Linked DNA regions of Homo sapiens: region 1 is linked to region 2. Evidence: chromatin loops called from intact Hi-C (ENCODE). Cell type or tissue: CD4-positive, alpha-beta T cell. All regions are shown on one strand. Each heading gives the region's core, and the rest is flanking DNA. Links, peaks and the distances in the headings are about the cores only.

Region 1 (16,165 bases), core at 5,038-10,037, 51 kb after region 2:
TGCTGGATCATACAGTAATTCTATGTTTAACTTTGGAGGAATCAGCACACTGTTTTTCACAGCAGCCGTACCATCATTTTATTTTCCCACCAGCAATGCACAAGGGTTCCAATGTCTCCCTATCTTTGTGAACACTTGTTATTTTTTTTATAGTAGCCATTCTAATGGGTGTGAAGTAGTATCTCACCATGGTTTTAATTTGCATTTCCCTAATGATTAGTGACACTGAAGATGTTTTCATATACTTTATCATTTGCATATCTTTTTTTTTTTTTTTTTTTGAGATGGAGTCTCCCTCTGTCACCCAGGCTGGAGTGCAGTGGCGCAATATTGGCTCACTGCAACCTCCGCCGCCTGGGTTCAAGTGATTCTCCTGCCTCAGCCTCCCCGAGTAGCTGGGACTACAGGTGCGTGCCACCACGCCCAGCTAATTTTTTTTTATATTTTTAGTAGAGACAAGGTTTCACCATGTTGTCCAGGCTGGTCTCAAACTCTTGACCTCAGGTGATCCACCCGCTCACCTGCATATCTTCTTTAGAGAAATGTCTATTCAAGTCCTCTGCCCATTTTTTAAATGGGGCTGTGTTTTTTGTTGTTGTTGAAGATATCATTTATGTCATTTAATTTAAAAACTCTCTGAAGTAGATGCATTTAATTCTACTTTACAGATAAGAAAGATTAAGTGATTCCTCAAGAGATGAGGAGGCTAATAAATGGTGAGCATGTCTGCAAGCCACATCCCAAAGCAGATGCTGATTCTAGGCCTCCTTCCCCATTTGGAAACCCAGCTGCAGGCCCGACCCCACCCCTCACTACTTATGTGACAGTCCTTGAACTTTTCCAAGCCTCAGTTTACTCATCTGTTAAAGCAAATACAAAAATCACCTATGTCACAAGTGGCTGTGAAAACTGAATGCAACAGTGTTGCATGATGGAACTTCATCCACTGAAAAGGCATATCAATTTGAGCTGTTATTATTTATATTCTTATTTTCAAGAAACAGTTACTTTTTTAAAATCCCAAATGAGTTGGTAAAAATTCTAGTTCTCAGTAGTGGATGGAGCAATTGCTAGACTTACACTGCTCAACATATTTTAGACCAAATTCTTTATTTTATTTAAGACAGGGTTTCACTCTGTCAGCCAGGCTGAAGTGAAGTGGTGCAATCATAACTCACTGTGGCCTCGATCTCCTAGGCTCCAGCAATCCTCCCACCTTGGCTTCCTAAGTAGCTGGGGCCACAGGCTTGCACCACCACACCTGGCTTTTTATTTTTTTTTAAGAGACAAGGTCTCACTATGCTGTCCAGGCTGGTCTCGAGCTCCTGAGCTCAAGTGGTCCTCCAGCCTTGACCTCCCAAAGTGCTGGGATTATAGGCATGAGCCACCACGTCAGCCAGACCAATTCTTTATCACACCATTTCTTGCTTGAAAAGTTTTTACAAGCAATCTTTCTCTCTTTCCGGCATGCCTCCCTGGCTTCAATCACTCTATTCTGGAGAAGTACAGGACACTTTATACCTAGAGGAGCCTCAGCCTGGACAGCGAATCTCAAAGTTTGCATTGACAAAAGTCATTTTCCCGAGTTGATTGCTGATAGTCCAAATTTCTGGGTCTAAACCTCAGGGACTCTAATTCAGTAGCTTTGGGTGAGGTTCAGGAATCTGTAGCTTTGGTTTGTAACTCAGGGCGAGGTCTTTGCTCCGGCTATAACTTAGAAGTACATAATTTGCAAAGTTTAACTGGTCTGTACTGAAATGTTTGACCAAAGGAAATAATTTCAATCATAACAATGATTTCTGTTATAAAAGCTACTATTAACCCGATTTACCATGTTCCAAGGCACTGTGGTAAGTACCATACATGCATTATTTCATTTAATTCAGGCAGTACTATAATCCCAATTTTTTAAGAAGTTGAGGCTTAAGTAGGTCAAGTGTCTTTCTTAAGAACATACTGCTAGTTAGCAATAAAACTAGGACAGAACTCAGCAGAACAAGGCCCAACTACCTTACACCATCCAGCTTCCTGACCACTCAAATTGGGAATGGCTGGCTGGCAGCCATATGGATCCTGGTATCCTAGAAAGTTACTAGATCAGTGCAGGGCAGCAAGCAGCTGTGAGTGCTATATCCTCTCCAATCCACAGGGCCCCTCTCTCTATTCCTGCACCAGTTGACTCCCTGAAGTCTGCCCCAGAGCACTGCAAGTGGTGGTTTTGTCCCCAGACTGTCAGAAGTAGAAGAAACAGGTAATGTTATTTATATAGTGACTTCTGGCAATGTGTACTCTGGCCCCCACCAACAAAACGTACGGCATTCCTTCTAATCATCACCATCATGGCAGACACAGCCAAATCAATCGGTGTCACCAAGCCGGGTTGAAAGCAATTCCACCCTGGGTGGCCTTTGATCTTAATTGTTATAGAGAAGTTCAAGAAGAGAAATATAGAAGAGGAGAAAAACGTATACTGAAATCAGTTTCTTAGTCATCAAGCTAAAATTCCCCCTCTGAAGAATATGGAAGTGTACCTTTCTGTATTTAGTACTTCACTAAGGTCTAATTATGCCCTCCTATCCACAAATTAAAATGAGGTGCTAATTAAGATAAAATAAGAAAACACTGAAGAATATATTATGATATTGCTTCCTATCATTTCTTAAACTTCAGGAAGCTTAACATGCATAGCATTAATAAGATGCAGTACATCATGACAAGTTGATTACAAATGGTTACTGTGGTAATTTCTATAAGAGTTGGCATTTAGTCTCTTGTGCAGGTATAGGGGTATGATTCCATCTACCTCCCCCCTTATTTTTAATGAGAAAATCCTATTTAATGGTATCTCACTAGAGAAACTATTCTAGAAATGAGCCACTGGAAAGTTCAAAACTACAGGTATACGATAATTTTATTTAGATTCTGCATTTGTAGAAATAATCTTATCAGTGTGTGTGTGTGTGTGTGTGTGTGTGTGTGTGTGTGTGTGTTTAAGTGTATAAAGTTCTGTAGCCTGTCAGCAGTGCTGGAGGAGACTCGGGATTCCGCAGCTTTGGCTTGCATCCCAGGGGGTCCTCACTCTGGCTAGAACTTCACAAGTACATAATTTGCCGGTTTAACTAGTCTGTACTGAAATGCCTGACTCAAATGTTGAGCACCCTTTCAGAAATACTTTGAAACTTTCCGTTGAAAAAGAATTAGGTAATAATGAGCATAAACCTTTTCAGAGCAAATGGAAACTTTTTTTTTTAAACTGACTTAGAAAATGATTCCATTGTTAAAGTAAAAAGCTACTTTCACATTTAGACTCATGATGTGAATTTCTATGATTTAGTATTTCTGGAATAGATCCTTTTTCACATTTTTCTCCAGCAAAAGGAAAAGAAACAAAAACAAGCTAAAAACATTCTAGGAGAAACTGAACATAAACTAGCACAAAGATGACTCATAGAAGGCACATTAATTCTCTTCAGATCACATTAAAAAGCCCTCTGTAAGAGAAGATATCTGTTGCATGTCTACCCCAAGCATACTATTTAGGAAATATCATAAAACACTAACTGTCATATCAGGGCAAATGTCCCTGCAACAACATGTTCAATTCATTAGAAAAACATTTTTTGAAAGCACACATAATATTATATTTAAAAATTATCTTTCTAACTCTAATTTTTGTGATTCAAATTCTGTAATGTTTTTGTCAGAAAAAAAATGAATGAGAACCCAGAGGAATATGGAAACTTACATTCTCTGCAGTACAAAAACCATAGGCGGCTGAATAAATGGAGGCTGGATAAACAGATGTTCATATATTAAAAAATGAACCTTCATATTACACACAAAAACAACTAAACATGGGGCATATACCTAAATGTAAGAGCTAAAATGATAAAACTTCCAGAAAATAACACAGAAGAAAATCTTTGTAATCTTAGAGTTCTCAGATCTACAGAAAACTACAAAAATTTGGTAACTGTATTTTCATCAAAACTAAGAATTTTGACTCTTTAAAAAATATTATAAAACTGGGCTGAGAGTGGTGGCTCATGCCTGTAATCTCAGCACTCCGGGAGGCCGAGGCAGGCAGACCACTTGAGCTCAGGAGCTCGAGACCAGCCTGGGGAGCATGGCAAAACCCCACCTCTACAAAAAATACAAAAAGTAACCAGGTGTGGTGCTGTGTGTCTGTAGTCCCAGCTACTGGGTGGGGGTGGTGCTGAGGCAGGAGGATTGCTTGACCTTGGGAGGTTGAGGCTGCAGTAAGCTGTGATTGCACCATTGTACTCCAGCCTGGGCAAGAGAGTGAGACCCTGTCTCAAAAAAGAAAAATATTAAAAAATTTAAAAGACAAGCCAGACTGTGAGAAAATATTTGTAATTCCTATTAATTTGATGTGTCAACTTGATTGGGTGAAAGAATCCCCAGAAGGCTGATAAAGCATTATTTCTGGGTGCGTTTGTGAGGGTGTTTCCAGAAAAGACTGGCATTGGAATCAGTAATCAGTAAAGTAAAGAAGACTTGCCCTCAAGGATGTGGGCAGGCATCTGCAATCCCTTGAGGTGTCAAATAGGACAAAAGTCCAGGATTCCCCTCCTCTCCTGGCAGACATCCACCTTCTCCTGCCCAGGAACACTGAAGCTCCTGGTTCTTGGGCCTTCGGACTCCATGACTTACACCAGCACTCCACCCCATCACCTTGTCCTCAGGCTTCCAGGCTCACGCTGAACTACACATCTGGCTTCCTGGTTCTCCAGGCTGCAGATGGCAGATCTTGGTACTTGGCCTTAATCACACCAGCCGATTTTCATATGTATCCTATTGGTTCTCGTCCTCTGGAGAACCCTGAATAATCATATTATCTGATAAAGGACAGGTGGCCAGGAAATATAAAGAAACCTTAACTGCTCAATAAAAGGATGACAAAGAATGCAATGAAATGATGAGCAAAAGATCTGAATCGGCACTTCACTAAATCAGATCACTTGAATGGCTAATAACCACATGAAACGACGTTCAACATCATTAGTCATTAGGGAAATACTAATTAAAGCCAAAATGAAATACCACTCTACACCCGCTGGAATAGCTAGAGTCCAGAATACTGACAATACCAAGTCCTGGCAAGGATGAGGAGAAATTGGAACCCTTATACAATGCTGGTGAGAATCTAAAATGGTACAGCCATTTTGGAAAGCAGCTTGGCAGCTCCTCGAATAATTAAACATAGAAATGTCACAAGACCTAGCAATTCCACCCCTAGGTATCCACCCAAGAGAAAGGAAGCATATTTCCACCCAAGGACTTGTATGTAAGTATTCATAGCAGCATTACTCATAATAGCAAAAAGGCAGAAACAACCCATCTCCATCAACAGATGAACAGATAACAAAGTGCGGTATAGATAGCCATGCACTGAAATATTACGCAGCCTTAACAAGGAAGGAAGCACTGATCATGCTCTATGGACAAACCTTGAAAACAAGGTTTTGCTCAGTGAAAGAAGCCAGTCACAAAAGACCACGTATTACAGGATTCCATTTCTATGAAATGTCCAGAAAAGTAAAATAATAGACACAAAAAATAGCTCTGAGGCTGGGGCTAGGAACAGAAAGTGACTGCAAATGGCGCGAGGCTTCTTTCTGGGGTGGTGAAAACGTGCTAAAATTAGTCTGTGGTGATGGCTGCAGAGCTCCATAAACATATAAAAATCACTGAATTGTTCGCTTAATAAAAGGTGTAGACACAAAGCCCATCAGCTGTGGCCTAGTCTTGGGTGGGAACAGGGATTGGTAAAAGGCGTGGGGAAGCCTTCTGGGGGGAGCCAAGTGTTCTTTAGCTGGACGGTGGTAGTGGCTGCACACACTACATTTCCCAAAAATCATCAAACTGCATACCTACAACCGGTGAGTTGATGTTATGCAAATTAGACCTCTCTACAGAGCTGGTCTGATCAACCCCAGCCACGGAATGTCCCTCTGAGTCCCTGCCCTGACAATGTCACTGACTTTCCACCACTTACAGAGTAAAGTCCAAATTCACAGCTGTAAGCGAGGCCCTTCCTAATGATGTCCAGACCTAACTGCTTAACCTGATCTCCCTCCTCTCCACCCAGCCACCCTGTACAGAAGTTCTGCAAGCCGTCTGCAGCTCCCTGAGCACAATAGATGCATCACTTTGCTAGAAACTTATATACAAAGCCCCATGTTAAGTCCACACATCACCTCAGCTAATCTGCACAACGATCCTATGTGGTCGGGACACTTATCACCCACAGTTTACAGGCAAGGAAAATGAGGTTTAGCAAAGGTCGAGAACTGGTAAGCAGCAGAGCTGAGCTCAGATGTGGGCATCTGCCTCCTGTTCTACACTCTTCCCGCCAGCCTGGAAGTCCAGTGCCCTTCTGCAACCGCCGCCCGGGGCACTAAAGACCCCACTCCACTGTCCCTCCCCAATTCTGCCACTTTCCAGCCAGAGTTCTTCATTCTGCCGCCTTTGGGGCTCCTGCGGCACTTACTGCATTCTCATGAGGAGCCCTTACCACTACATCATAATGACCTGCACACATTCCTCTCACCAGCTAGGCTCTGAACCCATGAGAGTACAGACAGCTTCTTTTTGTTTCAACCCCTTCTGTTCACATAGCAGGTGTTGAGTGGTGAGGTACATGACAATTCCTTATGCACTGTTTGACTTCTGCTTAATGATTCCATCTTAACTTGGATTATTCCTCTATATCAAACCAAATTACATTACTTCCTGTTCTCTCCAATCACAGAATATCTCTGCACACATGCCCAACCTACTCTACACCTCACTGAAATGCCCCTGTCCTCTCCATAACCATCTGTAGAAATCCTCCTTCTTCAAATCAGATTCAGTCACCCTTATGAAGCCTTCCTTGATTTGGTACATGGGTGAGAACTGCAAGTCCTCTGAAACCCATAGCATTTTGCTTTTACCACTTTTATGGAATTGAATCCATCAAGTTCTCCTATGTTTTAAGTGTATCTGGGCACAGGTACAACTTCATTGGCATCACCACATTCCCTATAGAGTCATACCTAACTGGTCTCTTGTATCTGACATGTGTTCAACAAATTTGGTTGGGGACATGGTTTCATGAAAATATAAATGTTGGATTATGCAGGAACTTAACTCTTATGCTTTTTTTTTAAGTAGCATGATGTCAAACTAACTGTTTGAAGAACTTCTCCATCCCCTGTAAGACTGTAACAGTGTTATATTGAAAAAGAGTTCTGGAAAGAACCGACCTTAACGTCCCTGTCTTAAAAAGCCATGTCAATCTAGGATGGAAAAATCATCTAAACAGTGATAACCACACAGTGGGCAGTCAGTGTCAAAGGGCGGGCTAAGTGTTTGACATCCATAATTTCACTGGCTCTTACCATCCCCAGGGGCAGATGAAGTTACTCCATATCCTACCCTTGAGAAGACCCACGGCAGGAGAAGTTCAACAGTTTGCCCCGGTTGCCAGGGATCTTTTAATAATAGAGCCAGGGTCCCAACTCAACTAGAAACATGTGCCAAGAGACTGCAGCTTACCATAGCTCCCTGGAGAGGGGTCCAATTGGTTGTCATCATTTAAGAGTTTTTTCCATGGCATATTTAGCACTACCTGAACCACTGACTCTGCTGCCTGAGTTTCCACTCACTAAAGAGGGGGTTTCTCCTTGTGAGCTGGTAGGAGAAGCAGCATGAATGCTCCAGACTCCTAGGCAACACCTCCATAAGGCAACAGACAGCACTGTCAACAAGTAAATGCAACCTGTAACTTAAAACAGGTCACAAGCTTAAGTACTTGTTCAACAAACCACTGCTCTTAAAGCTTACCACTAGGTGGCAGGAGCATGGCATGCTTTGTAAATTAAAGCGGCAGGACATTTTCCCAGCTCTTTTTCACAGCAATACACAATCTTGTTAGACTGCTTAAAATTTTTCAACGATTATTTTGTTATTTTTAGGACAGTATGATATAAATAAGTGATTCTAAATAAAAATTATTCTCCCTATTGAAAGTACATTATAATATTTATTTTAAATAACACCATAATATATGTTGATTACAACTTTTCATATTCAACAATAAGTTTAAATTTGCTTTAATCCTGTAAGTAGAACCTTACTGTTAATGAGCTGAATAAAAAAACTGTATATTGAAAAATAGTAAAGACTGAAATTTAATTTTGTAATGCTACAAAATAGACAAAAATTGCTTTTAACTCATGAAGGCTGGAATCCTTGCGTGTCACCCTTTTCCTGTTTGTTTCCCTTAGTTTGTATTTTGTTTCCCAAAGCCAAAATAAAAAAGGTTTCAGGTTCTACTTCACAAGCACTTCTCTACAAGTAACACCGAACATTCCCAGTGTATAAGATGCAATGTATAAGTTATGGGTAAAGCCATAACTATATTTTCTCTTTTTGACATATATGTTAAGAGTACAGGCTCGGCGCGGTGGCTCACGCCTGTAATCCCAGCACTTTGGGAAGCTGAGGCAGGCAGATCACGAGGTCAGGAGATCGACACCATCCTGGCTAACATGGTAAAACTCCGTCTCTACTAAAAAAATAGAAAACATGAGCCGGGCATGGTGGCAGGTGCCTGTAGTCCCAGCTACTCAGGAGGCTGAGGCAGGAGAATGGCGTGAACCCGGGAGGTGGAGCTTGCAGTGAGCCGAGATTACGCCACTGCACTCCAGCCTAGGCGACACAGTTAGACTCCGTCTCAAAAAAAAAAAAAAAAAAAAAAAGAGTACAAGAGGGGAGAAACCCTATTTTTACAAAAAATTAGCTGGGCATGCTGGCAGGTGCCTGTAATCCTAGCTAATCGGGAGGCTGAGGCGGAAGAATCGCTTGAACCCGGGAGATAGAGGTTGCAGTGAGCTGGGATGCACCATTGCACTCCAGCCTGGTGACAGAGTGAGTGAAATTCCATCTCAAGAAAACAAAAGTACAAGAGGAAGCCTGATGTGCTATATAAGAATTCTGAGGCCGGGCGTGGTGGCTCACACCTATAATCCTAGCACTTTGGAAGGCTGAGGTAGGCGAATCACTTGAGGCCAGGAGTTTGAGACCACCTGACCAACACGGCAAAACCCTGTCTCTACTAAAAATACAAAAATTAAGCTGGCATGTTAGTACACGCTTGTAATCTCAGCTACTTGGGAGGCTGAGACATGAGAACTGCTTAAACTTGTGAGGCAAAGGTTGCAGTGAGCCAAGATCGCACCACTGCATTCCAGCCTGGGTAACTGAATGAGACTGTCTCAATAAAAAAAAAAGAATTTTGAAGAAATGACTGCAACTGAAAAATGTGATGAATATCTGGAGGCAAATTCGTAGAATTATCAACATGTGCACGCACCTTTAATAAACTGAATTTCAATATAATTGTTGTTCTGCTTTCTATCTTTGGTGATCTTTTGTGGGTAGAAATTAAATTTGATATAACTAACAATAGCAAATATACATATAAAACCATAAAATGGTCAAAATCACCCTGGCAAATAACTACACACTAGTTCATATATATTCACTTAACAGGTTCTCAGGAATAAAATATTTCAATGATTTTTAAAAAAATAATTCTGTTAAGCAGAAAATAAAATCCAATCTTTAACATAAAAAAACCCTCCAGACATATACAAATCCTTTTTTAGGGAGGGGAGGTTACAAACTACGAGTGGCGCAGGTAGGGTGTTTAGTGGAAGGAATGTTACCCTTCATCCTTCATCTCACCCAGGAATTAGTGAAGTTTGGTCAGTTGTACAAACAGGAGCCAACAGAACTGGAACTCCTTCCTAAGTCTGGTAACTACTCCTGTGTCCTTACAACTGCTCCACAGGCTCAAATATGCAAATGAGCAGACGGTTCTCAATAGTCAAGACCTCTCAAACTGGTGAGCTCTCCACGGGAACCTCAGGTAACAGACAATATGCAGTCTCACTTCTCTGGCTGCCCAGGGGACCTTGAGACTAATCTCAATCTGAAAGTACTCTGCGATAGTCCTACTTTCTAGGTCTTTCTACAAAGGTTCTACTAACCAGGTCTGTCTGTACAGCAAAGGTCAAGATGGACAGTGCAGAGGCTGTCCTGGCTTCTGAGTCTGCAAACTTGCTGTGCAATCATTCATCTGTAGGTGCTAAGACAAAACTGAGGTCCTCCCCAGGGATGGGTGGGAAGGAGCATTTGCTAGGGGATTATTCTCTATGGCAAGCACCATCTATACCTGCAAATCAATCTAGAAATGTATGTGAAGAATAATCTGCAATATATACACATGAATGCATTTCCCCATCTTCCAGCTATGTAAGGTAATATTACTCAGTGTTTATAAAGTGAAAATTATAAAGATGTTTGATAGAATATGAAAAAAACTGCTGTTGTAACCTTGACAGCTATTAGCTTAGTCAATTAATGAGGTGCTTATGATCTACTCTAAAATAAGTACAATAACCCATCATAAAAATCTCTTTAAACAAGCATCATTCAAAGGCCGACAGGTACCAAACTGCATGTTCCTAATTCATTCCTAGGAAATTAAACAGACTTAGTGATGGTGGTGGGAGGTGGACAGGTACCTAGGTGGGAAGGGGCGGGTCCGCAGTGAAACCCCACCTTCAAGCCAGGGACAGCCTGAAGCCTCAGGGCACAGATGCCAATTTCGTGTGAAGTCAGCGACCTGGAGTGAGAACTTCCTTGATGCCTTTCAACCAATCAAATGGTGCTTTTTCCAGGCCTGCCCATGGACCAATCAGCATGCACTTCCTCCATTCTGAGCCTATAAAAACCCCCAGACTCCGCCACTCATTGGGACTACCTGCCTGCAGAGAGGAGCAACACATTCCAGGTCTCCTATGGGCTGAGAGTTGTTCAGTCACCCAATAAAGCTCTTCTCAGCCTTGCTCACCCTCCGTTTGTCCACGTAACTTCATTTTTCCTGGATGTGGAACCTGCCCAATGGTGGGAGCGAAAGGAGCTGTAACACTTTCCCGGATGGCTCGCCCAGCTGCAGGTGGGAGTTAAAGGGGCTGCAACAAATTCCTGGCCAGCTCACCGAGCTACAGACAGTGACATGCCCCTGGACTGCAGGCGTGAAGAGTGGCAACCCTTCTGGGGGCCCAAACCTTGGGATTCCCTCAACTAAAGTTGTAACACTATAACCCTCCCAATTTCCACCAGCACCAGGCAGCTGCAACATGCAACAGGAAGCAGTGGTGGGGCTAGACCAGCCCAAGAGCTGCATGCTGGAGTGGGGCAGTGGGACTGAAGGAGATATAACACAAATGGGGTGAAACATACTCCCAGAAACAAGCCCCCCTGCTTGCTGTAATGCAGGTGATGAGAAGAAGAGAGCTGTGGCCCTTCTGGGAGCCCAGATGAGAACCAGGCTGTGACAGGCCGTAACACCCTCTTTGGGGCTCTGTGATTCCTGGTATCTCTGAGCTTTCACTCGTCACCACGTTCCCCTCGTCCACACGCTGGTGCCTGCAGCGGAAGCCAGCTACAGTGCATCTGGTCCAGCCACAGCCTTGCATGGAGCCAGCACCTGTGCCGGCACCTGGAGCTGCCTGCCCTGCTGCAACAGCTGACATGCCTGGCTGTGTGCAGAGGCTGGACTCCATGCTCACTCACTCACACACCCCTCGCTGCTCCATTCCTGGTTTGCCCTTGGCAGGCATGGGATCTGGGCTGGCAGTGCAAGCCGAATGCAGCCTGCTGGGCAGAATGGGTGGAACGAGGCTAGTGGGCACGAGCAAAACTCAAGCAGAGGCACTGCCAGCCCACAGAGGTTTCCAGCTGGTCAAGTGACACCCACAGGTGCTGTGACATTAGGACAGGTAATAGTCTCTTAACAGAAAGAATTTCACTTATATGTACTTTGTGGGAAAGGTTACAGAAACAGCTTAAAATACAAAGAAGAAAGATATGAGTCAGAGCTGCATGGAGCAGAAGACAGTTTGTTTACAACTTATTTTTTTCCCCCAGAATCTAGTACCTGGTACATGTTCAATAAACATCTTTTGAATGAAAGGTGTGGCAAATGTCATCTCAATGAATCTCGTACATTGTCAATTTATTTCAAAGGAGATAGAGATTACTTCTGAACTTGGTAAACAGCAACTTGACAACTCCCATTCCCACTAATACTGTAAGGGCAACAAGGTCAGCAGAGGGCCACTGACCTTGACAGGTTAGGGACCAAGGGCAACACCTGTGCAAGCTCCCTTCCCGCAGGAGGGTCGCCCACATGAGGGACCTCGCCGCTGCCCTTACCTCCTCCTTCTCCTTTTCTTCTGGGCCGGCTGCCACACCAATGTTCACCAGAAGGTCCTTGCTGCCCTCATCACCATGTGTGGCTTCCAGGGGATCCTGCAAGGACACAGGCCCTGGCTCTCTCTGAGCAGGCTCTTCTGCCCTTCCTTCACTTTCCTCTGAATTCGCGGACAGGGCACTGTGATTGCTGTGACAGCTGGCACTTCCTGCCCCGGGGCTCTGGGGGCTCTGAGGGCTCTGGGGCTTGGGTGTGGTGGGCCTTAGAGGGGTGGGAGGCTGCTCAGGGTCAAATGTCAACTGGCTGCCAGCGTTTGGGTCACAGGAGTCTTTGCTCAACACATCCTGGACAATCGGGCTTGGCAAAGAGCTGCAAGTGCAGGAACTGTCGCTTTCCACCGCCCAGGAACTTTTGGTTTCAAGAGGAAATACGGCAGTGTCAGCGTCTAGGTGGGGCCCCTTAGAGGTGGCTGAGCCGAAACCGGGGGCCACGGTGCAGGTTGCAGTGGTCCCATGCATGACCGCCCCGCCCCGCCTGCTGTCCTGCTCAGTGCTCCTGGAGACGCGGCGGGAGTAGTCGTCATGCAGCCGGCTGTGTGCCTGAAGTCTCAGGCTGGCCTCTCCAGGGGATGGGGCCCCACTCCTAGGACTCTCCCTCCTCCAGGCAGCCTCAGTCACATTGCTCACAAGTTTGAAGACTCTGTCAAAGTCCTTGGCCCTTATCGGGCTCCTCCAGCGTTTGGTCCTTCCTGACCCAAGCTTTTGGGAGTCAGTGGAGGAACTGCTCAGGGTCCTCTGTGGTACCCGTGCGTCATGGGCCGTCCTGAGGTCTGCAAGATTGGAGGTGGACTTCCGCTTAAAGGAGCTCTTCTTCAGAAAGGCAAGATTGTCCGTGCTCTTGCTCCTCCTGTAGCCCATGCTGTTGTTTTCAGGGTCCCTCACGAGAATCTCACACACGGCGGGCACCTGGCCAGTGGCTATCGTGGGTGTCGCATGGTTCTGGGGCGCATCCAGCAGGCAGATGCGGCCCAGGCCGTAGGCTCTGCGGAGGCTGCGGGAGCGGTGTGTGCTCCGCTGGAAGGCATCGTCCGTGTCCTCGAGGTCGGAGCCATCCAATGTGCCCCACTCTGCTGGCCTGAGGGCACCACATGCTGGTCCCGGTGCTAAGGGGGAGCCCCTGCTTGCCTGGGCTCCTGGGACAGCGCCATTTGGGATGGACTTTCCCAGGCCATGCTCCGAAGCCTCTCCCTTTGAACAGGCATTTGACCCCTCTCGGCTCTGAATTCCTTTCAGGACTGAGGACTTCAGTTTCTTAAAGGATCCCATTTTCCGGAAGGAGGCGAGGGTGTTCCATGTGGAGGAGTTCCCCACCAGGACCATGGAGTGGGGCCGCTCGGGGTGGGCACCCGTCCTCTTCCGACTGGTGGAAAAGAGGCGCACAAGCTTGGCTGGGCTGAGTTTGGCTTCCTGGGTGTCCGTGTCGCCACCAGGGCTGCAGCCACAGACTCCATTTCCACACGCAAGGGAGGTCACCATCTTGGCGTCTTTCAGGTCCGAGCCTGCACAGGGGGCTGCGGGGCCTGGCCCGAGGCCGTTTGGGGCAGTGGTCATGTTCTCCAGGCAGGGTGCCCAGGGCCGCACGGCAGCCTGGGTCATGGCCACGGGCACTGCCGAGTCCGCAGACCGCAGCTCCAGGCCTTCATCTCCAGGAATGCCGTCCTGGCACTCACACCTGCCTTGCACATCGGGCTCCTGGGTGGCCACGGGCTGCAGTGAAAGACAAAGCAGGCGGTTTAGCCATTTCCCACGCAGTAGCCCCTCTGCTCACAGAAGAAGAGGCACGCTCCAGCACAGGGCTGGTCAGATGAAAGCTACTTCAAACTCAATTAAAACTGTACATTTCCCCTCCATTCACTTCATAAGTTGAAGGAAAGATGCAAATATACATCCCTGGACAGAGAAGGGTAATTATGGGCTGTGCCACGGACATGAAGGTAAACTCCTGAGCTCACTGGAACCTGTGTAGGTGAGACTAGGAAAAAAACCGCTGGAATGAAAATATCTAGGTATCATTCAACACTATCTTTTCTTCTTATTTGAAATGGAAAAAAAAATAATTAGGAAATACCAAAAGAAAACCTCACAACGATTTCAAAAGCATGACATTAAAATGGCAGCCTGTGTTGAATCCAACATACCGAATACTCAAACCAAGTGCTGGCACACGCAGGAATAAGCATGAGGAGCAGAGATGGAGCCCCACATGCTGGCAGCTGCCTCCTGTCCAGGAGGGCTGAGACGCCCAAACACTAACTGAGAGCCTCACAGGGCCACCTAGACACAGGCGGGAAGGACTCAGCAAGGACATGCCAGGGCAGCCTCTGAGAAGGAAACACATTGGTGGGGGTCTTTTTCCAACTGGCCATACAGCAGAGAGAAGTGAGGATGCTGCTGAAGTATATTAGAAATTCAGGGTTGGGTGCAGTGGCTCACGCCTGTAATCCTAACACTTTGGGAGTCCGAGGCACGTGGATCACCTGAGGTCAGACGTTCGAGACCAGCCTGGCCAATATCATGAAACCTCATCTCTACTAAAAATTCAAAAATTAGCCAGGCGTGGTGATGTGCACCTATAATCCTAGCTACTCGGGAGGCTGAAGCAGGAGAATCGCTTGAACCTGGGAGACAGAAGTTGCAGTGAGCCAAGATTGCGCCACTGCACTCCAAACTGGGCGACAGAGTGAGTGAGACTCCGTCTCAAAAAAAAAAAAAAAAAAAATTCAGAGGTAAGAATTCAAATTAAACAAATTCGGCATCTTTTTCCTCTTCCCACGTGCCCTGACAACCACACACTACTGCACCCATGCCCATCCCACACATCCACTTCCACACCTTCCCCCAATACCTGTATCCATATCTTTACTGCACACACCTGTATACATACTTTCCCACACACCTGTGTCCATGCCTTCCCCACACACCTGTGTCCATCCCTTCCCCTCAGATCTTGTCCATGCTTTCCCCATCATGCACATCTGTGTCCAAACCCTTCAACCCCACACCTGGGTCCATGGCCCTCCCCTGAAAAATGAAAATCCTGCTCCCCCTTAACCTTTCCCATCAGGCCAAGACCTGCTTAGCCTTCAAGTGATAGCCTACATGTCTCAGCCCCCCGTTCTCAATAAATAGTTACTGGATGAATGAATGATAGATTATGATAATAACCATAAAAGACTACCAACTTTTAAGTACTTACTATATGTCAGGCCTCTGCCCTAAGGTCTTGGAAAACATAACGTCACTGAGTACACACAGAAACCTAAGAGGTCACAGAATGACTTGCATTTTTCAGACAACCAGATGGATACTCAGGCAGGTTAGGTCATTTGCCTGGGAGTCCTGCAGCTGTCCCCACAAAGCCCACACTCTTCTCCACTGCAGTAAACTAATGAACAGAGAAGCACAATGGGCATCTGTACCCCAGGCATCTGACTCCAATTCCTGGGCCTCACGACCCTGACTGTAAATAAATCCCAAAAATCTTTAGACATCAGTCAATGCCATTACCTCCAAGGCCACAGAGGCCAAAGGCAAGAGAGGAACAAGAGGAGGACATTTTTTAAAGATCTTGAGATCAGATCCCAATTTAGCGTATCCCTATCAAGTGCAGAATCTGACCCCATGCAAACAGAAACATCTCTCTTCTGCTCCTACGCCCCATGTTCTTGATGGGTTCTATTTTTATTTGCCCCTACATCATTTCCAGTGAGAAGGGATTCCCACAGACAGCCATAGGTAAAGGGTCAAAGAGTTGATTCCACCCGGGACAAGGGAGGCTACGATGACTTAGACCATCAGCCAATTCCATTCATCA
Region 2 (16,165 bases), core at 8,415-13,414:
TATTTTGTTGCTTGTTGTTCAGGAGAAGCCGAGATCCAAACAACAGAAGTGTGAGTAACAAGAAGAGCTTAGTCAGGCACCAAGGAAGCTCGAAGGGAGATGCAGCATTCAGGTAAGCATGGAAGGAAGCCCTGTGCTCCCAGCAGGAGGGAACAGGGAGAAGACCAGAGAGTCGGCACCCCGGTGGGTAGGGAACGGCTCAGGGCCCAGCAGGTGCCCAATGCCCTGGTCTTCTCAGCTGCCCCATATGGGTTTGCACCCCTGACAATCCACACCCTTTTACAGTTCAAGCTTGTGTGTGCCCTCACCCCTTCTAAATAGAGAAGGGGTTGCTAAATAGAGACTGCTTAACAACAAGTAACTTTAGGTAAGCCACTAGTAAGTAATGTTTCTGCCATAAAGAATCCTGCTCTGAGCCGAGCTGCTGTACGTCAACCTCAAGGGTACAGGAGAGAACCAGAGTTATGGCTTTCCATTCACACTGGTCTGTTTCCCTCAGAAACCGTCTTTACTAACTACTGAGTACTCAAAGACATGTTTATAAAATACAGGTAAGCAACATAACAATACAACAAAAGCCGCCATGCACTCGTGGCACAGCTCACGAATGGCCCTTGTGTCTTCATAGCTCTAGGACTGGATATCCTGGAGGCTCTTCAACCACTCTATTTCAATAGTTAATTGCACACATTCTAAACAACCTGAAAACTTCTCCCATGGAGCTCCCAAAGTGTTAAGGCTGACACTGAAGCCCACCTATCACTGCCTGGAGTTAAGAGCTGCCTACGGGTAATGGCAGCAGTGCTCTCACCTGTGCCCCTTACCCATGCCCCTCACCCGTGTTCCTGTGTGGTATACTTGAGCAGCTCGGCCAGCTGCAGCGGGTATTTGCAGATCTTCTGCACTGGTGTGAGCAGGAACCCGTCGATGGCGATGTCAATCATCTGCTGCAGCAGGCGGCAGGCTTCAAAGAAATGTCTGTACTTGCCCTGCTTCATGAGGTTGGCGAGCTCCAGGCAGGCGCCCGGGTGGTTGTTGCAGTACTCGGAATAGATGGCAAAGCCCTCTTGCTGGGAAGGAAAAGTACAGCTTCGTCAGCTTCTGGGGTGCCTCTGGGACATGACAAAGACAGGCATCATCCCAGCCCTCTCTAAGGGACACTCCTAGAAAGGAGGAAGATGGACTACTGCAAGAAGGACAGGGCATGAAATCCGCTGGCACCCAAGCTGCCCTGCCATGGTTTCCGCAAGCGTTATCTGGCCGGCGAGAAGGGGTGCTTCAGCAGGCTCCTGAGGGGGTTGGGGATGAGGCTGCCCTGGAACTCAGCACCCTGGTCTCTTTCTAGCCTGCCTCACGCTCATCCTGGAAGGTGGGGAGCAGGGCCTCTAACGTCCCCCTCCCACAAATTTTTTCAACTCGCTGAAAACCATGTATGCAGTTTTAATCGTTGCTTATTCTTTGTGGTTTACAACTAGTCTTGTCAGGTTTTCCTCAAAAATGCCCATTTCAACATACCTCTCTTCCCAATTCTCTGCCGTCACCCTGGCTGGGCCCGCCAAGACCCCTTCCCTGGTGGCAGCAGTACTCCCCTGTCCTCACTGTGAGACTTACCTTCCTCATGCCACCACCTGGCCTCCAGCCTGTCCTAAGCTGGCTCCTGCAGGAACCTTCTGCACAGGCCACACAAGGAGGCCTGTGACAATGTCCCAGATATGCCCACGTCACACATGGGGCCCAGCCTCCAGCTGACTAACTTAACACAAAAACATTATGCCCAGCCACTTAAAATCTATCTGCCCCAGAGGACTCTAGACAGCTACTGAGCCCAGCACCCAGGAAGTGAAGGTGTGGTGAGGCTGTCATTGTTATTATTATTACTCTTACTGTTCCCTAGCTATTTGGGCTGGGACTAAAATCTTCCTCTGAAATCCTTTAGCGGTTAAGTAGTAATAGTCAATCATAAGTTAAAAAATGATAAATGCATGTTATCACAGGAAGGTTCTGAGGCAGTTACAGTATCACAACCATGCGTCCTGGAGCCGCATGCCCGGGTCTGCCTTCACAGATGCCTCTTACTGGTATGTGGTCTTGGGTTACTTACTCTCTGGGCCTTAGTTTCCTCATCTAGAAAGTGAGAGATAATCATATCTACCTCATAGCAATACACAAGCTAATATAAGAAAACCCTGGAAACAGTGCCTGAAATGTAATAGACACTTCCTGGATATTATTAGGAAGGACTCCATAGTTCTTATGGCATAACCCTTAGAAATTTTTAAAAAGTAATTACTCCAAATGTAACCCCCTAATTCCAGACTACATAAAAGGATTTTGAAAAAATGAATTTGGGACATTTAGACAAGATTAACTATACAGATTTTGTTTATATGATAAGCATATAAGATAGAAGAAACATCTCCTTTCTATGGAAGATTCATCTAGCAAACAAACAATAAAACAAAAGAGACTCCTGTTTTCTGTGGAGATGCACTTCAAAATTATGTAAGCAGATGTTATTAATAATGAAGTAAAGGGTGACGCACATTTTGAAGAAAGCAAGATCCTATTTCACTTAAGTGAGGTTCCTCTTTGTTGTACTGTTTCTCAAGGTCTTTCAGAAACTTTCTTTGGAATTTGTAAATATCTTCAATGTTTCCAAAAATAGTGGCTAGCTGCGCAACGGTGAACATTCCTGTGTGCTTGCGGCACTGTCGGATATAGCCCTGCAAAATACAGAAGTAATACTTTTTATTTGGAAATCCAAATAAATTATTTGAATAGTACAGCTTTTGTAGGCCTAAAGCCATGAACTTGGAATGAATTTTAATTAAAAAGACTCTATGAGTCTCTGATGAGGTCATCGTACTTCCATGACTGCAATTTGCCATAGGTGTTTTAAAATAAAAAGAAAGCAAAAAGGCTCATGCGGTTGGATTTAGGATCCAATAAACCATATAATGTTTCCAGAAACAAGTTTCAAATACCAGAGCTCAAAAATTGGTGTCGTCACGTGTTTTTCCAAACTCTTCAGGTAATCATTCTCCCAACCCTAATTCCATTTCACAGCCCAGGAGACTTGTCAAATGCAGAATGTCACTGCTTGCTGAATAGCCCATGCAGCTCTGTGCACTGTTCATCAGGGCAAGGATTCCTCTTACCCAAGGATTCCACCAGCACCGCCTTTCTATGGACAGCATCAATCTGTGGGTCTTTAATCTGAGGCTTGCACTAATTATCTATGTGCAACACCATGGCTATACTATGGCTTAGGTAGGAGCTAGTGGGATAAGAAGAAAAGGCTGTACATACATGTAACAGCTAACTCAAAAAGAGTTATCATGACATTCAGTAGAATAAACTGACCATGGAGTAAAACACATACCAATGACTACTTGGTATGAATTTTAACAGGAAAACAATATAATGTAATAGTTCAGAAAAGGATAGGTTCTGGGGCAGACTGCCTGGGTTTAAATCCAATCCCACCACTTAACTTCTCTGTGCCTTTGTTTCCCCATCTGCAATGGGGGCTAACAGGACCTGCTCAGGGGGAATGCTGTGGTAGCTGAGTTAATCCAGGTGAGGGGTGACAAACAGTCAATGCTCAATAATCATGGGCACTTCCTCTTATTTCCCTAAATGGCACTGCAGACCTGCTTCTTTCGCCACACACTCATACAGAACGAGATGGCTGGCACAAAGAAGCTAAACACTGGCATGTCCACACAGCTGGCTAATCCGATTAGAGAACGGGCAGTTCTCTGACTTCAACCTGTCTTCAGCACTGAATGGTCAGCGTTGAACTGATAGTGCAGATATCAGCATTTACAGCTAGGAGAGCCGTAATGAGCAGACAGGGCGAACAGCAGTGTAGTGTGATGCTCGTACACAATCCATAGAAGCACAAAATACCACAGGAAGACAAAACCTTTCAGGTGCACCTCTACTAATGACAAGTTCTCTGAAATCAGGATAAAACTATAAAATAAAATTTGTTGCCAAGTAGAATAGCATGACAATAGAATATAGCCTTTCATATGACCAATATAAAACCAGCATTTTTTCCCATCTGTGTCTAAATGACTCAGGATCTCATCTGTCAGTTGGTGATTAGATGCAGCGGGGTTGCAGATAGTGACAAACCTTTGACTCTTTGTAAAATCAAGTGAGGGTGTTGCCTTCTATGAAAGCCATTCTTTTCAAATAATCTCAGGAATTAGGTCCTGATAGAGATAGTTGCAGAGTGCACTTAAGAGAGGGGCCGGGCACACTGGCTCACGCCTCTAATCCCAGCACTTTGAGAAATCAAGGCAGGAAAAGTGCTTCAGTCCATGAGTTCGTGACCAGCCTCGGCAACGCAGTGAGACCCTATCTCTATATAAAATTTAGAAAATTAGCTGGGTGTGGTGATGCATGCCTGTAGCCCTAGCTACTCGGGGGGCTGAGGAGGGAGGACTGCTTAAAGCCCAGGAGTTTGAGGCTGCAGTGAGCTATGACCACGCCACTGTACTCCAGTCTGCATGACAGAGCAAGACCCTATCTCTAAGAAAAGCCTTGTCTCTGAAAAGAGACCCTGACTCTAAAAAACCTCCACCAACAGCTAGGACAGCCGCAGCACTCAGACTTAGCAGTGCAGACAGCAGAGGCGGAGAAATGAGCATACATGTGGGAGCCTGATGGGGGGGCGGGGGGTGGAGGTGGGGAGAAAGCCCAGGCACCTCATGCAGCCTCATACTGTGACCCTCAGTGAGGTCCCAGCCTGGCGTCCCACCTCACAGATGTCCCTGAGGTGTTTGATGTACACCCGCTCGGTGTCCATGATCTCCCGGATGACGTTGGTCCGCATCTGCTGCTTGTTCTCACAGTGTCTGTGGCGGCTCTGGCTGGCCTCCTCGTCCTGCTCCTCACTGGGGGTGCTGCTGGAGTTTTCCGACAGCTCTTCCTGATTCACTCGCAACTGCAACCCACATACAGGGGACAGGTGACTTGGGGCAGGGGAGGGCAGCATGGAGCAGAGGCAGGAGACCTCCCAGGTTCCTACTTTCCTGTGACCTGTTAGGAAGGCAGCCTGGCCCTCGCCTGAGTCTCATGGCCTCAGCAGGGCTGCGGCTATGCCAGCAGGCACGAGGACCACAGAGAAACACCGAGCAACTCGCTTGCCTGCCTTTAACATTTTTGCTCCGACCCAGCCTAATTTCTTACAGGTGTGACTTGCATGTCAGATATCAATTACAAAAGAGCTGACCTGATAAAAGGCGAGTTCTGACCTGAAAGGATCCTGCAGCTCCCCCAGGTACTTTGGAAAAGCTGCAAGCACCCCACACTTACTCTGACGAAGCTCGCGGGGAACCAGGCTTCCTTATCTTCACTGCGGCCCCACCACCAGTCCTTGTTGGAGGCTTCCAGAACCTGGATGACATCCCCGGCTTTGAAGCCCAGTTCCTGGTCATCCATGGTCACATGGTCCCACAGGGCTTCTGCGCAGACCACGTTGCCATCACTGATCAGCTGAAAGGAGACAGTGGGGTGCGCTCAGCATAGAGCACGAGTGGGCGGGATGGTGAGGGAGCCACTAGGTGCACTCTCTCAGGGTGACACTGGTATCCTCTCACTTGGATATGCTGGTGGCATTTGGTCCACACTGACTATGTGACTGGTTACACAAAGAGAACCCAGGAGAACAGACTAAGAAAAAACAAAGTCAGGAGGACATCTCTACCTGCTTTTAAAGAAAGCGCTTAAACTGGGCGTGGTGACTCACACCTGTAATCCCAGCACTTTGGGAGGCCAAGGCGGGTGGATCACCTGAGGTCAAGAATTCAAGACCAGCCCAACCAAGATGGTGAAACCCCATCTCTACTAAAAATACAAAAATTAGCCAGGCGTGGTGGTGGGCTCCTGTAATCCCAGCTACTCGGGAGGCTGAGGCTGGAGAATCACTTGAACTCAGGTGGTGGAGGTTGCAGTGAGCGGAGATCGTGCCATTGCACTCCAGTCTGGGAACAAGAGCAAAACTCTGTCTCAAAAAAAAAAAAAAAAAAGCCAGATGTGGTGGCACATGTCTGTAATCCCAGCTACTTGGGAGGCTGAGGCAGGAGAATTGCTTGAACCTGGAAGGCGGAGGTGCAGTGAGCCGAGATTACATCACTGCACTCCAGCCTGGGCAACAAGAGCAAAATGCAAGAAAAAAGGGAGGGAGGGAGGGAGGAAGGCAGGCAGGCAGGCAGGCCCCTTTTTAAAAAAGTACTAGCTGCTCACTTAGCAGCAGGTCAGTTATCTAGCAAACTTGAATTCTGAAATATTTGCTCCAAAAATGGTTTCTGGCAGCCGTACTAGATGTCACAGAGCCAAGCCTACTAAAGTTATGCACATATGCTATTGGAAGTCCCTCACATCTCCCTCCAGTGTGGATCATTCATACTTTATTCACAATTCGAGTAAGTTTTGCATCTAACTTTACACTTTACAGCAATTGAAGAGAACATAGCATGATCTTGAGATCGTTAACAATTAAAAAGTCAGGAACAGATGTGGCTCCTCCATCCCCTGGCCACGGGAGCAGGTGATTTTGCCCATCTCCTTAGCGCCCAACGATACACATCACTGGCCATCTCAGTAAAGACGCTGACTCACTAAGGAGTTATGCTCCACACGTTCTGCTCAAGAATGCCAAAAGCTGGAGGTATCTTCCAGAATGATTTCCTAAAAAAAAAGCTAAAGCTGCAGGGTGGCCAAAGGAACACCAGATTTGGAGGGAGAAATACATGGGTGCCTCCAGCTCTGCCATTCGCCAGCCAGTAATTAGACATCTTTCCTTAGAGCGTTGATGAAAATGTGGATAATAACCATAATGTCCGCTTCTTAGATCAGTTGTGAGAATTACATGAGATAGTGGAGGGGAGGGTATTCTTTATCAAGTGGAAAGCACTGGCCGAACACTGATGGGGAGCTGCTGTTCCTTACCTAAAAAGACGAGCTGCCTCTACCCAGAAAGCTTAATCCCATATATTTTCCTGGACGAGGTCAGAGAATCACAGTGTTGTTCTTTCTTTATTTTTGAGATGGAGTCTCGCTCTGTCGCCCAGGCTGGAGTGCAGTGGTGTGCTCTCAGCTCACTGCAACCTCCGCCTCCCAGCTTCAAGCAATTCTCCCTGCCTCAGCCTCCCAAGTAGCTGGGTTTACAGGTGCGCACCATCATGCCTACCTAATTTTTTTGTATTTTTAGTAGAGACAGGGTTTCACTATGTTGGCCAGGCGGGTCTTAAACTCTTGACCACTAATGATCCACCTGCCTTGGCCTTCCAAAGTGAATCACAGTGTTGTTTTAATCAGAGTTCCAGGTTTTCGGACATGCTTAGTAAAGAAGAACTAGGGAACAAAGTCAGAAGTGGTTGTGGACCCTGAAAATCAGGTATCCCGTATCCACTACTGTCGTGTGGAATTCCAGTACCTCATTGATGGCCAGCTGCTCCCCGCCGGGCTGCAGGTACCGAGGGCTGGCCTGGCAGAGGTCTTCATAGCTGAAGTCCTCCTCACTACCGTTGTCATCCACTAAGGCAGAGGGCTCAGTACCTCCATCTGAAGAAACTAAAACATACAAAACAAAGGCATGATTTAAAAGACACAGCTAACAAGATTTTTTCATATGATGAAAAAATTTGGTAACATACTCCCAAGGGAAGGTAATCATCTGCATCTTACTCAGAATAAGAAACTATTAGAAAATGTCTACATTACTCCAAAGTTAAGAGCTGCAGTTAAGTGTGACATTAAGTGAGAGGTGGAATGTTAAAGAGTGTATTGCCAACACAATACCATTTGCAGAGTGAAGACCATCAGGATATTATGTGTAATTTAGTTGGAAGTCTGTGCTCCAAACTGGATATTAACAACATAAATATAGATAACAATGCTGCCAAGCAATGTGCTGGAAAGCTGAGGAGGTAAAAAAGATGAAAAAGATGATCCAATATTCTGCTTCCATCCTTTATCTGCAAGGCAACAGTATTACTAAAACCAGTACATCCCAACAGTGTCTTGAGTAGAAAAGTGCCATCATTCTTACTCTCTGTACATATTTGAAAGGCTTGGAACTCAAAATATGAGAATGAGGAATTATATAGTACTTTTACCAGAAAAGAGAGAGAAAGATCTTTTAAGGATGGTGCAGCTTTTTAGATTGGCCACCCTGCTAGTCAGATTTTCTTTCTTGGGAAAATGAGCCACCCTTGGCAAAGCCAACAATCTGTCACTGAGCAGTCTCTTCTTTCAGACTCATGGCCTCAGTCCTCCTGTGCAAGTTCAGGGATGTCTCCATCACTGTTTCTCTACTTGATCTTAGCCAAAAGTCCAAGAAGCAATCTATCAGTATTTTTTCCAACGGAATGACTGTCAGGTGCTGGGGACAGAAAGCTATACAACAGATGACCCTTGTCTTTAAGGGGATGCAATAAAACCCGAATTCTGATGACTGCAGCCAGGAAGTGGAAATATAATAGGGAGAGTCTGAAGCAAGTGGCAGGATTTTAAAGAGGAAGGGATCCTCCCCAGTCAGGGAAAGGCTTCCTGGAAGAGGAGCAGGCGACTCAGAACAGTGCGATGGCCCGATTGCAAATCACAGGTGGCTTGATTCGAAGCACATGCTCCACAGACTCCCTGCACATCTCATGAAAGACAAGACTGCAAAGATCGGGGGCACACAGAAGGGTCTCACAGGCTAGAGTTCATCCTGGGCTGCTGTTCCAGGGTTTGGAGAAAGGAAGCCACAGGACCTAAGTAGAGTCCCCTCATATGACAGAAAGAGAAGAGGTTTTAGGGTCACAGAGTCTCGTCTGAATTCTGGTCCTGCCCTTCTGTGGGCATGGGACCTAAATCAAGTGACTGCATTTCTCTGAGCTTCATGTCCTTCTTTTTGAAGAATCAGGCCACAGAATGCAGGTGAAACTTTTAGCATCCTTGACAAGTAGCTGGAACTCCACAGAGAGTGCTACTGTGGTGATGGTGTCCCGCACGATGAGGGCTGGGCTAATGACAGACTTTGCTACGACGTGGAGGAAGAGCTGTTGGGGCAGAGCCTGGGGCCAGGGAAGCCAGCTGGGGAGAACACAGGTTAGTGGGAGTGGGCAGCAACAAGAGCTGCCCGAGGAAATGGCATCAGGAACTGAGATCCATGTTGGGAGGCCAAGCTCATGCCTGCAGCAACAGAGATACAGTCAAGGATGTTTTGGAAAAATTCCAAGTTCCCTGGAGATTTAACAAAAAGCAGAAGCCTGAGGGAGAAGCTGGTGTGCCAGCAAGGACAGAGGGCTGGCTGAAGGTCGCCCTGGGATGGTGCTCCATGGGCTTGCTTTCCTCAAGGACTTGGCAAATCCACGTTTCTAGTTACTTGACTAGAAAAGGATGGGTCTGGTTTCTGACTGAAGAGTTCTTTCTTGGGGAGATGTTTTATATTCGGATCAATCTAACCTGCATTTTCTATGCACAGTTCATCTTACCTGCACTGGCCATGTGCCAGGTGCTCGGCAGACACACGTCCAGCCCCAGACTCCCACCCCCCACCATCATGCTTAGCCTCCTGCTCCCCTTATGCCTCTCCTCCCTTCCCTCCCCTCATCACTTCAGCCACACTGCTGTCACAAGCAACCAATTCTGTAAATAGAGCCCAGGAGTCTGGCACTAGAACAATGATAAACATGGAAAAAGATCCACAATAATGGGGGTAATCAACACTGCAGAAGTAGTATTTCATGCACCAGCATTTTAGGTCTTCCTTGCCAAGCACAGACAGGGCTGTCATGATGAGGAGGAGTTCAAGCTCATGCACTGGTGATGCACGGAGCTCTTGAAGCAGGACGGAGGGAAAGCAGGAAGGTGTGCACGTGCTGCCAGCGGCGCCTCTCCCAGCCCGGCCCCAGCCCCTCTCTCAGACTGTGCTCAGGCCACCTCCCACCTGGCAGCCCCAGTCCTGTAAGCCTGAGCTCTGGACACAGCACCTGTGAGTGGTGCCCACTGAGCTGGGTCTGCTCATGGGCTCTGGCTTTCCAGTTGCTTCCCCCTCTGCCTGGGGTGCCCCTCTCAGAGAAACCCCGACATCCCAGCCACCATCACCTCCTTTCCAGAACCCTTCTGTGATTCCAGGAGAACCAGCTGCTTACGTCCATGACAGCACACGCCACATTGAGGCATGGCCCATGGGTCCGCACCTGTGCCCCAGCCGTGAAACCACCCAGACAGGTGCGCCGGACACCGCGACAGCCAGGGAACCTTGGAGCAGCTGACAATGGAAGCCAGGGGAGAGCTCTCAGTGTGGACAAAGTCAGGGTTCCAGGCTCTGAGTGCATGGTGCCAGTCACCCTCTACCCACCTCCACTCCCCTGCCTGGGCCCATCCCCAGTTTTGGTCAGGAAAGGTCAGGGCCTGTGTCTGTGAGGAAAAAGTGAAAGTGAGCTGTCTAAGAGACCAAGAGACGGGGTTGGAGGGGGAGGAGTAAATTCCCGGGCCTAAGCACAAAGCCAAGAGGCAGAAGAAAGCGCTCCACAGCCTTGGTCTTGCCTTCTGGGCCCTAGCTTTCTTACCTGCTCATTAAAGGAGAGGGGACGGTTGCCAGGGGCATGGCAGGGCCTGGCGCCTCAGGAGAAGGGAGTGCACCCTGGGAGCACGGGTGGGTGGGCAGCAGGGAGCCAGCTATGCATGTGTGTACCCATGTCTGTCTGGCTGGGGGTGTGGCTGGAGGCCTTGAGAAAGCCAGACATGTGCTGTCTGAGAAACACGGGAGCCTGAACAACGCATGGTGACTGTTTCGTTTTAAATGTAACTTCTGCTTCCTATGCTAGGCCAGGGTGCGTACAGTCGGAGAGCAGGAGGTCACCTAGTCTAGTATGCTTTGCTGGTGTGTGAGTTTGGGGGTGGGTTGGGGGATGTCTTGAGGAAGCACATCATTTTTTTCATGCATGAGTGTGTTTTAGACTCCAAGGGAAACAACACTGAAGACAAAGGCCTTCTCTAACCCTGGAGCGGCTGCCCAGACCACGAGGCCCAAGAACTGTGCTGCTTACTGGCCGAGATATCCTGATGCTCCTGGGTGAGGAGCATATACACAAAGTCTGGGTGTCTAATGCCTAAAGCAGCAGGAATCTTCCAATTTTAGCAACCACTGATCTGGCACTGTCTGGTACCAATAGCATTTTTCCTTATCAATTTAAACCGTGGTTGAGCCAAAAAAAAAAAAAAAGTGCATCTCAGTAAAATAAAGGCATTGGGGCTTCCCACCCACAGCACAGCTCTGAAAAATGACGCTTTCTCCTCGAAGAACTGAACAGTGTTTTCCAAGGGAGAATTCTTTACCATGATCTAGCTATTGCTGTGAAAATCAGTAAAGAAAGAAAAAAAGCTGGTTGTAATCATGTATAAATTCACAATTAACAGGAGTCTATTGAAAAGTTAGACCTTTACAGGAGGTACCAGGAGAAAAACCTCTGGACAGAGACACGGACTGGAAATACTGACTGCTCTCTGAGTTCTTCATAAACACTTAGCAAAACAGCTCTACCCGGGGTCGTGGTACGCACCTGTAGTCCCAGCTACTTGGGAGGCTGAGGTGGGAGGATGGCTTGAGCCTAGGATTTCCAGTCTGCAATGAGCTCTGATTGTACCACCAGACTCCAGCCTGGGCAACAGAGCAAGACTTTGCCTCAAAAGAAAAAAGTAAAGAAAAAAGACAACTCTGGCTGAGGTTAATCACAAGAGAGGTTTCAACAGCAACTGTTTCAACATCATGGATTAGTAGTTAGCGACACTGCGGAAGCAAGATGGCTTGAAGCGCTCATGGGTGGGCTGACTCAGTCCTGGCCAGGAGATGGGGGGCAGAGGCCAGGGGCAAGAGACTTGAAACATGGACGAGGGAAAGTCATGGAGCCTGGAGTGAAAATTCCTGGGTGAATGTCCTTGCTTCACTAACTTCCTAACTAAATGACCTTGGTGCAAGTCACTTCAGCTCTTTGAGCTTCAGTTTTCCCATCTGTAAAGCAGGCATTAGCCTGTATGTTTTATCTATTCAGAGGTTATTCTTCCACCTCTCACATCCCACGACCCACTCACTGGCAGATCTGATTCAAGTTCCTGAAAGTGTCCAGGATCTGGCTACCTCTTACCCCTCTGCCACCACTCAAGCCTGGGTCCCCTCCCACCACTTAAGCCTGGGTTCCCATCCAGCTTCGGGCTCCCTCCAGCAGCCCCTCCTGGTCTCCCTGCTGCCACCCCTGCCCCCGGCAGGCCATAGCTGCCAGAGCGATGCTGCCAAACCATTCCTAGACTGGATTGTGTCACTCCTCTGCTCAGAATCATCCACAGGGGAGACAGCCAAAGTTCTTGAGACCTCTCCCCAGATACACTGTGCCTCCCACCCCTCTCCAACCAATGGGCTCTTGGCTGCAAAGACCGCAGGCACTCCTTGCCCAGGGCCGCTGCTCCGTGTGCCTGACAGCCCTCCCCAGGTACACACACACTGGCTCCCTCTCTCACCTTCACCATACCACTCAAAACCACAACCCTCACTCTCACTCCACTGTCTCCCCTGGTTTAGTTTTCTCCATAGCATTTGTCACCGTCTATAATGTATTCTGTTCACTATCCAGAATGTAAGCTCCAGAAAGGCAGTAATTCTTGTCTGCTTTATTCTTAACTGTGTTCCTGCCTGGCATACATGGGAGGCAGGGAAGGAAGGAAGGAAGGGAGGGAGGGAGGGAGGGAGGGAAGGAGGGAAGGAAGGAAGGAGGGAAGGAAGGAAGGAAGGAAAGAGGGAAGGAAGGAAGGAAGGAAGGAAGGAAGGAAGGAAGGAAGGAAGGAAGGAAAGAAAAACAGCATGTGGACTTCATGCAAGGCTTTGGGGTCAGATGAACTTGCCTTCAAATGATAGCGATGCACATTTTTTTTCTTTTCTATATTTTTCTTTTTTGAGTATGAGTCCTTGGTCAAGTTTCTTTCTTTGTTTTTTCACCTGTTGAATGTGGATGATAAAACCCATCTCTCAGGGTTGTTTATACATTCTGAACAAGTACTTGTTATTGGTGTGCTTTGAGCCTCAAGTGGAATGATGATACATGAAAGCACCCTGTAAATTGAAAAACAGTATAGAATTGCAAGATGTGGCTGGGCGTGGTAGCTCATGCTTGTAATCCCAGCACTTTGGAAGACTGAGGCAGGAGGATCCCTTGAGCCCAGGAGTTTGGGACCAAGCTGGGCAACATAATAAGACCCATCTCTATAAATTAAAAAAAAATTAAAAATAGAATTGCAAGATGTTATTTTATCAGGTGCCTATAATGTGCTAGGCACTGATTTAAGCTGTGGAGATGAACCGGCTCATATAATCCTCATGACAATGCTACATGGGAGGTACTGTCAGTTGTCCCCACTTGCAGATGAGGAAACTCAAGTCCCAATAACACACAGCTGTGTGCAGCAGGCTCAGGCCATCTAACTCTTACCCACTGGGCAGAACTGTCTCCTCCAGCAGTAGCTGTTACTTGTAATAAGACAAAATGATATTAAAAACAGTGTTAGTATCCAAATCTGTGTGTTTTGCTCCCATTCTGGAGAGCAGCCGTATGTCCTGCCCTCCGTTCCCTCACTAACCCTTCCTTCCAACTACCAATCCCTGCTCCCAGTGGGGCCTGTCAAGGACCTGATTCCATTTTCTGGTTGTATCCTTTTCCCTTCACCACCCTAACTACTTTCACGATTTTAAAGTCCCTTAAAGTTAATGACTCCTGTGTTCCTGTCCCATAATTCAAGTGTGTTTTATGGAGTGGGATTTCTCAGTGTCTGATGTCTAGACAGGAAGAATCTTTGTGCTATGCTTTGATGCTTCGTCCAGGCCTGGTGGTTTTCTATGATTCCCCACGCTTACTGTCTAGGTCGCTTACCATCTTAAAGGACAGGACAGACTTAAAGGAAAGGACAGACGTTTGATTTTTGTCTTCCCAGCCCCTAGCATAGTACCTGGCATACAGAAGGCACTCAGTATGTGATTTCCAATTGAACTGCAAATTGCTGATGTGGAAACTGAGGTTCCAAGAAGTTGAGTCATTTATCAGGGCTATACAGGGGCTGGGTCCGAACCAGGATAGGAACCCAGGTCTCTCTGACTCCCACCCCTGTGCTCATCTGAGATTCTAGCTAGAAAAATCCCTCAGCCAGTCTTCATGACTCTGTTTCCCTCCCCAAGCCATCCTATATATTACTTCCAAGGTGAACTTCTTCTTTTTTTTTTTTTTTTTTTGAGACGGAGTCTTGCTCTGTTGCCCAGGCTGGAGTGCAATGGCGCGATCTCGGGTCACTGCAAGCTCCGCCTCCTAGGTTCACGCCATTCTCCTGCCTCAGCCTCCCGAGTAGCTGGGACTACAGGCGCCCGCCACCACACCCAGCTAATTTTTTGTATTTTTAGTAGAGACGTGGTTTCACCATGTTAGCCAGGATGGTCTCGATCTCCTGACCTTGTGATCCGCCCGCCTCGGCCTCCCAAAGTGCTAGGATTACAGGCGTAAGCCACCGCGCCCGGCCCAAGGTGAACTTCTTAAAACAGTGGTTTTATGATGTCACAAGAAATGACATGCGAGTTGTCTATTGCTTCATAACAAAATTCTTTTACGGTATATCTTCTCTGTAATCTGACTCCACTCTACTTGAACACTTTTTAAAGTGTCACATACTCTCAGTAGACATTGTTCAATTGAATTACGAATTGCTGATGGGGAAATAGCAATTTGCAGTTCAGCTGAAAAATCTTAGATGTAGTAGTCCACAGCGTGTCAATGCCAGCTCTGCTGGGCAGAGTTCCTCACAATGGCCAGACCCACAGGCCGGTGCTGCTGCCTTCTTCACCTCTACATGTTCCATTCCTCACTAACTTCAATAGGCTTTGAACCTCAACTACAGATGAAAGTTAATAATGATGACTTCTTATCTAAGGGAATTTTGACGCTGTAAAGCTATTATAAATTCTCAAAATGTATGTCACCAAAATCAGGAGAAATGAATGTATTATAATAATTAAAAAGTAAATTTTATTGTTTCTTTCTTCCTTTCTTTTACCATCTTAACCCTTTTTAAGCACACAGTTCCAGTTCAGCAGTGTCAAGTATATTCACACTCTTGTACGACAGAACTTTTTCATCTTGCAGAACGGCCACACATATTAAACACCAACTTCCTCTTCTTCCTCTCCTGTTCCTTGGCAACCACCTTTCCACTTTCTGTTTCTATGATGTTGACTACTTTAGATACTTCATATGAATGGGATCATACAGTATATGTCCTTTTATGGCTGGTTCATTTCACTAAGCATAATGTCCTTGACATCCATTCATGTGTACCAAGTGTTAGAACTTCCTTCTTTTTAAACACTATATAATATTCCATTGTTTGGTTAGCACTTCCATTGATTTTTAAAAAAGGAAAAAACCAAAAATATTCCATTGTGAGTATACACACCACATTCTGTTTACCTGTTTGTGGGTGAACATTTGGGCTCCTTTTACTACTTGGCTATTGTGAGTAATGTGCTACTATCTTTTTGAGACCCTGCTTACAACTCTTTAGCATACTTGATCAAATGGTAGTTCTAGTTTTAATTTTTGGAGGACTCTCCATACTGTTTTCCACATGGCTGCATCATTTCACATTCCCACCAACAGTGCGCAACAGTTCCAATTTCTCCACATTCTCACCAACCGTAGTTTCTTTTGTTGAAAAAATTGGTGTGGAAAAAACATTTTTTGGGGGAGGGGTGAGGGACAAGGTCTTGCTCTGTCGCCCAGGCTGGAGTGCTGTGGCGCGATCTCAGCTCACTGCAGCCTTTGCCTCCAGGGTTCCAGAGATTCTCCTGCCTAAGACTACCGAGTAGCTGAGATTACAGGTGCGTGCCATCACATCCAGCTAATTTTTGTATTTTTAGTAGAGATGGGGTTTCGCCATGTTGGCCAGGCTGGTCTCAAACTCCTGACCTCAGGTGATCCACCTGCCTTGGCTTCCCAAAGTGCTGGGATTACAGGCGTGAGCCACTGCACCTTGCCCAAAAAGCCATTTTTGGAAACGATCTTGTAAACAAGAAGCAAAGACTGCTCCAAATTGAAATCAGTTTTAAAACCCCAAATGCCTACATACAATC

What was found. Peaks named below come from ENCODE experiments on the same cell type or tissue, not always from the same donor. Only the 100,000 strongest peaks of a DNase experiment are listed, where the experiment ranks them.
Region 1: a loop joins it to region 2, with 2.1 times the contacts of the local background. A loop is called at or near these places in 9 of 110 quality-filtered maps.

What each region holds. Positions count from the first base shown.
Region 1 is chr13:24,220,712-24,236,876 of GRCh38, reverse strand. SPATA13 (spermatogenesis associated 13) reads right to left here. Exons shown (of 13, transcript NM_001166271.3): 2 at 12,295-14,058. The coding sequence starts at 13,947. Among named protein-coding and RNA genes, the nearest start is that of SPATA13-AS1, 26 kb to the left of the region's middle. RefSeq lists enhancers at 11,047-11,903, 12,678-12,747, 12,948-13,057, 12,762-13,618, 15,492-15,786. In CD4-positive, alpha-beta T cell, for the core only: CTCF peaks have their summits at 7,667 and 7,869 (motif pointing right); a DNase peak (open chromatin) is centred at 7,856.
Region 2 is chr13:24,275,557-24,291,721 of GRCh38, reverse strand. SPATA13 (spermatogenesis associated 13) reads right to left here. Exons shown (of 13, transcript NM_001166271.3): 5 at 7,451-7,587; 6 at 5,329-5,508; 7 at 4,772-4,957; 8 at 2,544-2,723; 9 at 838-1,070. Among named protein-coding and RNA genes, the nearest start is that of C1QTNF9, 26 kb to the left of the region's middle. RefSeq lists an enhancer at 9,830-10,329 and a silencer at 10,663-10,742. In CD4-positive, alpha-beta T cell, for the core only: no CTCF peak of the experiment used is centred there; DNase peaks (open chromatin) are centred at 10,791 and 11,801; H3K27ac peaks cover 309 bases.